Regions from separate parts of the Homo sapiens genome. Here region 2 is linked to region 1. Evidence: chromatin loops called from intact Hi-C (ENCODE). Cell type or tissue: endothelial cell of umbilical vein. All regions are shown on one strand. Region 1 overlaps FEV (FEV transcription factor, ETS family member). Region 2 overlaps NHEJ1 (non-homologous end joining factor 1).

Region 1 (5,000 bases):
CTTTGGGGACTCGGGACTAGCTGGGCCTTGTCCAGCAGTGGTTGGGGTCGTCCTGCTGCACGCCTGTCCCTTCCCACCTCTGGATGTGGTCCAGCTGGGATGGGGCAGTCCGATCATTCTGCCCAAGGCCGCCCTGTACGGTTGTGCGTCTTTTCCCTAAATAAGGGCGCCCGGCTGAGATGGAGAGTGGCGGCGGATATCTGTCCTTGCTCGCCTTGGAAAGCCAAGTGCCTTGGTGCGCCGCTGCGCTCACGTGGGGGGAGGCAATGCTTCCCCTTCCCCCCAACCCCCAAGTTCCACAAAACCGTGCATCTGGAAAGCTACGTGCTCTTCAGTGGAAGCCGCATTTCCATTGTGCAAAAGCGCGGTAAGGCTACACACCACTCTGCTGATCAGCCCCTCCGGGGCCGGCCTCTCCCGCCGAACGCAGCTGCAGTTTGACTTGCACTTTTCCTCCCCCAGTGCCGGTTCCTGCCGGGGTGGGTCAGTTTCCCGCCAGCACTCTTCCCCAGTTCCCGCCTCCCCGCTCCCGCCTGTGGCTGACCGCCCCCCTCCCCACAGGCAGCGGACAGATCCAGCTGTGGCAGTTTCTGCTGGAGCTGCTGGCTGACCGCGCGAACGCCGGCTGCATCGCGTGGGAGGGCGGTCACGGCGAGTTCAAGCTCACGGACCCGGACGAGGTGGCGCGGCGGTGGGGCGAGCGCAAGAGCAAGCCCAACATGAACTACGACAAGCTGAGCCGCGCCCTGCGCTACTACTACGACAAGAACATCATGAGCAAGGTGCATGGCAAGCGCTACGCCTACCGCTTCGACTTCCAGGGCCTGGCGCAGGCCTGCCAGCCGCCGCCCGCGCACGCTCATGCCGCCGCCGCAGCTGCTGCCGCCGCCGCGGCCGCCCAGGACGGCGCGCTCTACAAGCTGCCCGCCGGCCTCGCCCCGCTGCCCTTCCCCGGCCTCTCCAAACTCAACCTCATGGCCGCCTCGGCCGGGGTCGCGCCCGCCGGCTTCTCCTACTGGCCGGGCCCGGGCCCCGCCGCCACCGCTGCCGCCGCCACCGCCGCGCTCTACCCCAGTCCCAGCTTGCAGCCCCCGCCCGGGCCCTTCGGGGCCGTGGCCGCAGCCTCGCACTTGGGGGGCCATTACCACTAGACGGGGCGGTCGGGTGCCTGCGGCCTCGCCCGCACGCCTAGAGTCTCGCCCGATCCCATCGGCATCCCGGGGAGGGCCCGGGAGCCTCCGTCAACCGTCCTCTAATCCAGAGTTTACTCCACCTGCCGCACTTAGCAGGGGGACGGGACCGAAGCTCCCTCAATCCTTGTCTGGTACTAGATTTGCTCCTGTCCCACCCCGCAGTCCCCTGAGGAGGGCGATGTGCGCCCTCTTTCACTTTTTTTCTTCTAGGTCTCCAGGTCCCGGAGGGGATTTGTGGACCTCTCTTGTCTCCCCACCACTCCAGTGCATTTCCGCCTGGCTCCTAGAAGCCCCATTCAATATCACTACTCTTTAACGAGTGCCAAATCTTTTCCCACTTTTGCTCTTCCCCAAGGAACTGCTCCCACCTCAGCACGTGGAGGCCTCTCACGGTCCTCCTTCCTGGGACCTGAGCAGGTTTGGTGAAAGCCACCGTCCTCCGTGACACACGGCCCCCTTCCTCCTGTCCCCACACTCCCAGGAGAAACTCCCGGTGTGTTTCTGACCCTTTCAGCCCCATTAAAGCTCCTGAGCTCTCCGCTGCCTCCTCTCTCTCTGTTCTTTGCTGCGCCAGAACCCGTGGTTAGGGGAAAGCAGGGAGAGGCTCATCTCGGGCCTGAGCAGAGAACTGCCAAGGAAAACGTCCCGAGAAGGAGGGTGGCGCGGGCTTGGGCGCCGCCCGCAGGCAGCGAGAGGCCTGGATGGTGGGCTCAGCCCGAGGGAGCCGCCTTGCCTCATACCCACCCTGCCAGGCGACCCCAGCTCACCTCACTCCCTTCCGGTTGCCCTTCACCCCACTCTATCCCTACTTCCGTCCCAGCAGACACCCGCACCCCACCCTCCCCATCTCACCCACCCTTCCACCCAACCCTCACCCCACCCCATCCCAGTAGGCACCCAACCCCCACTCCCACCCCACCCAACCCTCCCCATCTCACCCACCCTTCCACCCGCCCCTCACCCCACCCCATCCTAACAGGCACCCACATCACATCTTCCCCCTCTCGCCCATCCTTCCACCCGCCCCTCACCCCATCTTATCCCAATACGCACGCGCACCCCACCCCCTCATCTCACCCACCCTTCCACCCGCCCCTCACCTCATCCCGACCTTCATCCCTCCTGGCGGAGCTTCACCCCACCTCAGCCTTCCCTCAGCCACTTTATTTCATCCCCTTCCCCAACCACCCTCCCCTCCTCGTCCTGCTCTCACTTAGACTTTCTCTCCCTATCCCTCACAAACCGTCCCCTCCCCCCAACATCTGTCGCCGTCTTTCTTCTGCTCGGCCTCCTCATTTGCAGAAGAAGGGGTCTCTCTCCCACCCGGCTCCTGCGCTTGCGGCTCGCAGCCTCCCCTCGGAGTCTAGCTCCTGCACCTCCTTCTCGCGGGCGGTGCGCGCCCTCTGCTGGTCGGAGGAGGGTACGCTGGGGAGAGCTTTGTACCTAAGCCGGGGAGGATTTTGTGCGCCGCGCAGTGCAAACCGCAAGTGCCTGGCCAGACTGAGGACTGCAGGACCCAGTCGTCTCCAGGTCTCCTTTGGCCCTCAGAGAGGAGGGTGAAAAGGGGAACGCTGCATCCCAGGTCTGACCTCTGGAAGCCTGGGAAGCGGGTCGAGTGGATTATTCTCCTGGCTGGGCCCCTTTCCTCACCACCTAGAGGCCCTTCTGAATACTGCGCCCTCCCACCAGGGCCACTGCCCTTAAGTTCTATTCGTTTTTAAACGCCTTCGCTTAGAGGAAAACAACACTGGGGAAGGTGCCTAAAGGGACAGTCCCCAACCTCAAGGCAACTGCTCCTCAAGGCAAGCCCCTGGCTCTCCTTTCCCCCTCTGTCCTGGCTATTCTTTTCCACGCGCACACCTCTTCTTGGGCACAGGAAGGGGCAATGCAGGCGGGAGGCTGAGCAGTTGGGGGTGTGGGGTGGGCCTGACGCCCCTTCCCAAAGAATTTTGCCAGGGAAAGAGTCTTTATTCATTTTCATTTTATTTTTCGCTTTATTTTTTCTGGTTTTCCAAAGAACACACACTCAGCATAGAAAATTTGGAAACACACACCTAAGGCCTCCATGAACTATTGGTTGGATGAAGCGTGTAAAAACGCATGAAGGGGCCAGGCGCGGTGGCTCACGCCTGTAATCTCAGCACTTTGGGAGGCCGAGGCAGGCGGATCAGGAGGTCAGGAGATCGAGACCCTCCTGGCTAACACAGTGAAACCCCGTCTCTACTAAGAATACAAAAAATTAGCCGAGCGTGGTGGCGGGCGCCTGTAGTCCCAGCTACTTGGGAGGCTGAGGCAGGAGAATCGCTTGAACCGGGAGGCAGAGGTTGCAGTGAGCCGAGATCGCACCACTGCACTCCAGCCTGGGCGACAGAGCAAGATTCCATCAAAAAAATAAATAAATAAATAAATAAAAAAGCCAAACCTATAGTCCTGTTACACAGACGCCACTGTTACTATTGATAATTTTTTGTCAAAATCCTCCCTTCCTCCCTTTCTTTTCTCGATGCCTTTTATTTATTTTTTTTGAGGCAGTGTCTCTCTCTGTTGCCCAGGCTGCCAGGCCGAGTGCAGTGGTGGGATTTCAGCTCACTGCAACCTCCGCCTCTCGGGCTCAAGTGATCCTTCCACTTCAACTTCCCGAGAAACTGAGACTACAGGCCTGTGCCACCATCCCCAGCTAATTTTTGTGTGTTTTGCAGAGGGGACGGGGTTTTGCCATGTTGCCCAGGCTGGTCTTGAACTCCTGGGCTCAAGCGATCCACCCACTTTGGCCTCCCAAAGTGCCTGGTTTTACAGGTATGTGCCACAGTGCCTGGCCGATGCCTTTTAAAATTTGATAATACCCTGCTTTCGTAGCTGAATAGAAAACAAGTATGTTCCACATCATTATGCCCGACAGGCCTCCCCGGATGGGAGAGTGGGCTGGTGCATTCATCAAGCAGGTGAGCCAGTCTGGCCTGGTGGGGGTCCTCTGTGATTTGCATGGTGGCAATGAGGGAGGGGGTGCAGCATCAGAGAGCCTCTTTACAGCCCTATTTGCAGGGGTCAGGAAACTGGGAGGAAGAAGAAACACACTGAGAAGATACAGCCAGGATCCAGAAAGATCTGGGTTGCTAAAAATTATGGGCTGAATGTAGCAAAGTAAAATTTCTGGTTTTTGTTGTTGTTGTTTTGTGTTGTTTTTGTTTTTTGTTTGTTTGTTTGTTTGAGATGGAGTCTCACTCTGTTGCCCAGGCTGGAGTGCAATGATCTCGGCTCACTGCAACCTCTGCCTCCCGGGCTCAAGCGATTCTCCTGCCTCAACCTGCCAAGTAGCTGGGATATAGGTGCTTGCCACCACACCCGGCTAATTTTTGTATTTTTAGTAGAGGTGGGGTTTCATCATGATGGCCAGGCTGGTCTCGAACTCCTGACCTCAAGTCATCCACCTGACTTGGCCTCCCAAAGTGCTGGAATTACAGGTGTGAGCCACCGCACCCAGCCACAAAGTAAAATTCCTTAGGAAGAACTGTGAGGCCCTGTTCTTACATCTTTAAATGAAACAACAGAAGTCAGAGTCTTGGCAAAGATGGGGCTCAGCAGAGCCTGTGTGTAAATGAGTAATGTCCTAGCCAATGTAACGTTAAATAGGAACCTGTAGGGTGAAGTGCAGAAAAATCATTGTGATTTGAGGATGCATTGATGGAGCTGTGACACCTAAGATGAAGGAAGTGGTCCACTTGGTTTAATAAGTCTGCCCCCAGGAACATTGTGCACAGTGTTGCTTTCAGGAAGAGACCAAGTGGAGGACACACAGTGTAGTAGTAG
Region 2 (5,000 bases), 140 kb before region 1:
GTTGAGCTCTTCAGGTTTTTAAACAATTTTCATTAATTTAATTTTTTTTTTTTTTAAGATAGGGTCTATTGCCCAGGCTGGAGTGTGGTGGTGCAATCAGGGCTCACTGCAGCCTCGACCTCCCAGGCTCAACTGATCCTTCCACCTCAACCTCTCAAGTAGCTAGGAGCATGTCCAGCTGATTTTTTGTATTTTTAGTAGAGATGGGGTTTCACCATGTTGCCCAGGCTGGTCTCAAACTCCTGGACTTAAGTGATCCACCTGCCTCAGCCTTCCGAAGTGCCAGGATTATAGGTATGAGCCACTGTGTCCAGCTGCTCTTGAGGTTTTGATGTCACGTGTGAAAGATGCACGGGGGCCTTAATGCCCATAGAAAAAATCAGAACAATAATAAAAGAGGTGGACATAGGATAAATAAGAAAAATCCAAGGACAATGGAATTATTTAATTCAGAGAGTAGATTGAATGGTAGTTCATTCTTTTAAATATGGAAAATTAACACATATAGGATAGTAAATAGCTTTCCTGCATTTTGCTCAAGATAGTACAAGAAGGGATAAACTTGAATTATAAGGATGTAGTTGAAGTAGAGAGAATTTTTACCTGACTAGATTATGTTACTAGGGAAGCTTTGGGAACTCCTTTCCTAGATTTCTTTTTTTTTTTTTTAGACAGAGTTTTGCTCTTGTTGCCCAGGCTGGAGTGCAATGGCGCATTCTTGGCTCACTGCAACCTCAGCCTCCCGGGTTCAAGTGATTCTGGTGCCTTAGCCTCCCACGTAGCTGGGATTATAGGCATGCACCGGCATGCACCACCATGCCTGGCTAATTTTGTATTTTTAGTAGACATGGGGTTTCACCATGTTGGTCAGGCTGGTCTTGAACTCCTGACCTCAAGTGATCCACCCACCTCAGCCTCCCAGAGTGCTGGGATTACAGGCATGAGCCACTGTACCTGAGCTGTTTCTTTAAGATTCTTTACATAATGATCAGTATAGTAGAGTCCTGCTTGGAACAATTAGAGGACGAGGTTAGGAGAGGACATGGCTAGCCCTAAGATTTGGTGGCTCTCTATTTCCCTAGATTTATTGGCTCATACTAGGGCCGATCAGAGACTTTTCTCTCTTCTACAAATGGCAGTATACTTGATGGAGCCCCACATATTTCCCAAGTTGACATTTGGGGGAAATACTTGCATATAATTTAAGCTAGCAATCCTAGGTATTGAATAAATATCGCCTCTTCTTCATTCTTTCTACAAAGACCTGTAAATCTTGAGGTCTGAGGAAGCTGACCTTGGACACTGGCATGCAGTTCCTAGAGTTAGGTCCAGGAATGGGGTTTAGGGAAAAAACATAGCCAGAAAGAATAATATTAACACTTTTTTATATACTCATTCATTGCCCCCTATTCTGATTCCTTCTTCTTATATTTCTTCATTTTGCCTTTTTCCAAAGCCTGTTTATATTTTTGTCTTGATCTTTGCTATTCACTTACATTTTCTTTAAGATGAATGAGAAATTGCTACACTACCTTATTGAGTCAGATAAATGATCCTAGAATGTAGCCTTTCTGAGAGTATGGACCTTGTGTGACTCACTCACCACTGTACCTCCAGTTTGTGGCTGGCATATAATAGGGGCTGTAGAAATTGTTAAATGAATGAAAAAGTATCTTTGTGAGATGAAGTGACTGCTCAGTGAACTTACTACATATTAGAATGTTTGCCCAGAGTGAAGACCATAGGAATGGTACAGCAGCATAATATATCTAAGTCATTGCTTTTTGGGTGATACTGCGTTCATTAGTGTTTGATGACAAACACTAGATCATGTCCTCTCGGTGCTAAATTCGAATTTCTGTGCCAAACCAAGAAAGCCAAAACAGTGTGATATAGTAATTTCAAAATATGTGGACTCTATTAAGTAGAGAAAGGGTTTGTTGAGTATTTGTCTTTCTCAAATCGGCCAGACTCTTGGAGAAGGAACGTCACAAAGAGCTGTAGGACTGGATATAAAAATCCTATGAGAATGTTCTGGCTAGTTAGGGTCCAAGGAAACAGGAGAAGATTGGAGCACTGGATTTCTCCAGTGTGCTCCACAGGAATACTCTCTTTAATAGAAATTATGGTTTCTCTTCTCTTAGATTAAATTCCTTTAGGATTTATGGTGAATTAAGGAAGGTAGCTTGAGGTCCACTCAATTCAAAGATCTGTTCTACTCAGTTGTCATGAAAGGACAGCAGGTGGCGCCAAAACATTGTCCTACTTGTGCTGGGCCAGGGGCAGGGTGGCGGGGAGGACTCAGGTTTGTGAGGGGGAGGGATTCTCTTCTGAAATAGGGATGGGGGAGTGGGGGATTGGTTACCCTGGCTGTTGCTCAGGTAAGAAATTATTGTGGGCTTAATGTCTTCTAGCTCCCCATCACTGGAATCTCTACCCTTAACGTCTTGATTTGACAGGAAGGTTGATGGGGAGAGGGGGATCCCAGCAATCCAGAGTGGAAGACAGTTCACTTTCTGTCCCTGGCAAGACTCCTTTAGGGCCAATTCCACCAGATGCCATAGTTTCTACACTATTGTCTCATTCTGTGAGCCTCTTTTTCTTTTCTGTGAATTTGTTTCTGTCTTTTGACAGATTTCCATCTTGAAATACTTTTCTTGCTTCAGGACACTTCTTTACAGATAGGTTTCTTTTTTTCACTTGCCCCCAACTCTTATTTCTCCGGGAGACTGGGAGTGGGGTTAAGGGAGTGAGGCATGGAGAACATCGGCTCCTCGACTAATTTAAACTGCAGGTACTGGTTGGGATGCAGAGGAAGACAGGGAAAGTGGTTTGTTAGAGGTTTGTTGGTCCTGAGAAGGAAGCAGAGCACTGTCAAGACTGTGGGACACCAAAGCAGATGGTTCAAGTCCCCCCAGGATCTGCTGAAACTCAGAGTCTGCCCTTTAGCATCTGTCTGTGTGCTGGAGCGGGCCCCAGCTCCCACCAGCCGCCATTGATTCCCACAGCTCAGTCATTAGCTCTCTTCCAGCATTGTCTCTGACGCCCCTAATTTCCCCACTCCCTTCATAAGCCCGCCGGGCTGTCTCCAGCCTTCATTCCTTCAGCTTGTTCCTTGGGCCTCCCCCTTCCCTGGGGCGGGTTTAAGGGCTGGGCGGAGCTGTCCGCCTGAATCCCCTGTGGCCCCTTTGGTTCCTGGTTCTATATATATCCCTGTCCTTCTCTGCACAGGGTTTGATACGGCTTTATGGGCATTTCCATCCGCTTTACAGACACAGCCATCACAGAGGCGTGTTTCACCCGAGAAACCTCAGCGGAGCCTGGCCTGTAGCAGACTCAGTCTGGCCCCCTGAATCAAGGCTCTCTTCTCTTCCTGCCCTCCCTGTCCCTCCCCCTCCATCTTCCCACTGCCTACCCCCAAGTGAATAACGGAGCTCTGGGGAGCACTCAGTCTCCTTGGCAGAGCATTTTGGACCCCAGAGACTGGAGAATTCCTTAGTGTCCATTCTCCACTATGTTAGTTCAGGAAGGTATGAACCCTCACTTCTGGCTTAGGGTCTGTTGTAGTAGGGCAGCCCAACATTTCGTGAAAAGAATGAAATCCATTGGGTGCTGGCAGGTTCTCTTGAGGAGTCTGAAGAGAAAGAAGAGCCTTTATAAACTGAGGCTGAAGAAGCCAATGTGGGCCTAGTAAGAAGGGCCAGGAGTAGAGCTAGGTTATGTGAGTTCAAAGTCATGAAGGGGCAGGGGTCCTCATGGCAATGGGTAGGAAAGAATACTCCCCTAGGAAATTATCTTTGGCTCTTTCCCTAGCCAGGAGATCAAACAGTGGAATCTGGTGTAGAAAGGGAACTGCATAGAATAAAGGGGAAACCTATTAAAAAGGCTGTATTTGCATGGAGAAGGAATAGGACCTGTCCACCCTTACCACACCCCCATTTTAGGATGTCTAACATCCCAAATAACAGTAATAGCTACAACTTTTTGTACCTATTGTATGCCAGGCATCCTGGCTATAAATCTTATCGTTAATCTTCACAACCTTTTTACAAGTTGGTATTTTTCTATGATACAGAGTAAAACTGAGATTCAGAAAATATGAGTTGTCCAAAGTCGCACAGCTAATAAATAAGTGATGAAGCCAGCTTTCAGACCCAGTCAGCTGAATTGAAAGCCTATGCTCTTTCCACTACACCATGTCACTTCCCTTTGGAGCCCATAAGAAGGCGACAGATCTGATTCTGAGTTCGTGGTTTGAAAAATGTTTAGTCTCTTTCTGTTATTTAAAATTTCACATTTCCACATGGTTCTCTGAACCTGACACCTGTGTTTACTTGTGCGTTTCCCCAACATTCTGGCTGATTCTCTGAGCCTGGGAACTCCCAGGGCACCAGGATTCTTGGCTGTGCCCCATGAAGAATTGGCATCTGTGTGTGCATCTCTTTGTTACTGACCAGGTGAGTCCAGGCAAGAAGGTAGCTCACTGTTGCCTAGAGGCCTTCATCCCTGGCTTAGAGACATCAGTCTGTTTGGGACTCTGCTGTCCAGAGTAGCCTGGCTAGGTATTTTCTTTTCCCTGCGATGTTTACTGTTCTTTCGTGGGATTTCAGATTTCCATGATGGTGGAAGGCTTGTAAAATGAAGGGGTGGAGAAGGGTTACCGTGGCAGGAGCCTGGGCCAGGCCAGGTCGAGCCAGTAGCACAGACAGCTTTTATAATGGTCTGCAGGGCTGGGAGGCTTGTAAAGGCGATGCAGGCAGATAGGGGGATAAATCATGCAAGCAGTGGGCAGGGTGGTGAAGCCGAGGTTAGGAATTAACTTTGTGTTGGATGGAGCCCAGGTTGTGGGATGGGAAGAGAGGCCTCTCCTCTTTTCCTCTCCTCTCAGCTCTGTTCTTTGCCTCTCCTTTCTGTTGGCTCTATTCACTGCAGGCTGTGACATGTTTGCCCTAGCCCTTCCTGTCCCTCCTCCAAGTTGCCTGAACTAAATCAACAAAGGA

What was found. Hi-C counts contacts between places; a loop is a spot of excess contacts. Peaks named below come from ENCODE experiments on the same cell type or tissue, not always from the same donor. Only the 100,000 strongest peaks of a DNase experiment are listed, where the experiment ranks them.
Region 2: it touches region 1 in a loop (8-fold over the local background); 13 of 110 quality-filtered maps call a loop at or near these places.

Annotation. Positions count from the first base shown.
Region 1 is chr2:218,977,818-218,982,817 of GRCh38, reverse strand. FEV (FEV transcription factor, ETS family member) reads left to right here. Exons shown (of 3, transcript NM_017521.3): 3 at 562-1,731. The coding sequence ends at 1,151. LINC00608 (long intergenic non-protein coding RNA 608) reads right to left here. Exons shown (of 2, transcript NR_024385.1): 2 at 4,896-5,000. Among named protein-coding and RNA genes, the nearest start is that of LINC00608, 4.0 kb to the right of the region's middle. RefSeq lists an enhancer at 2,734-2,833. In endothelial cell of umbilical vein, a CTCF peak has its summit at 2,669; a DNase peak (open chromatin) is centred at 2,647; H3K27me3 peaks cover 1,763 bases.
Region 2 is chr2:219,116,875-219,121,874 of GRCh38, reverse strand. All of the region lies in intron 5 of NHEJ1 (non-homologous end joining factor 1), which reads left to right. Among named protein-coding and RNA genes, the nearest start is that of NHEJ1, 41 kb to the left of the region's middle. In endothelial cell of umbilical vein, a CTCF peak has its summit at 2,239 (motif pointing right); a DNase peak (open chromatin) is centred at 2,254.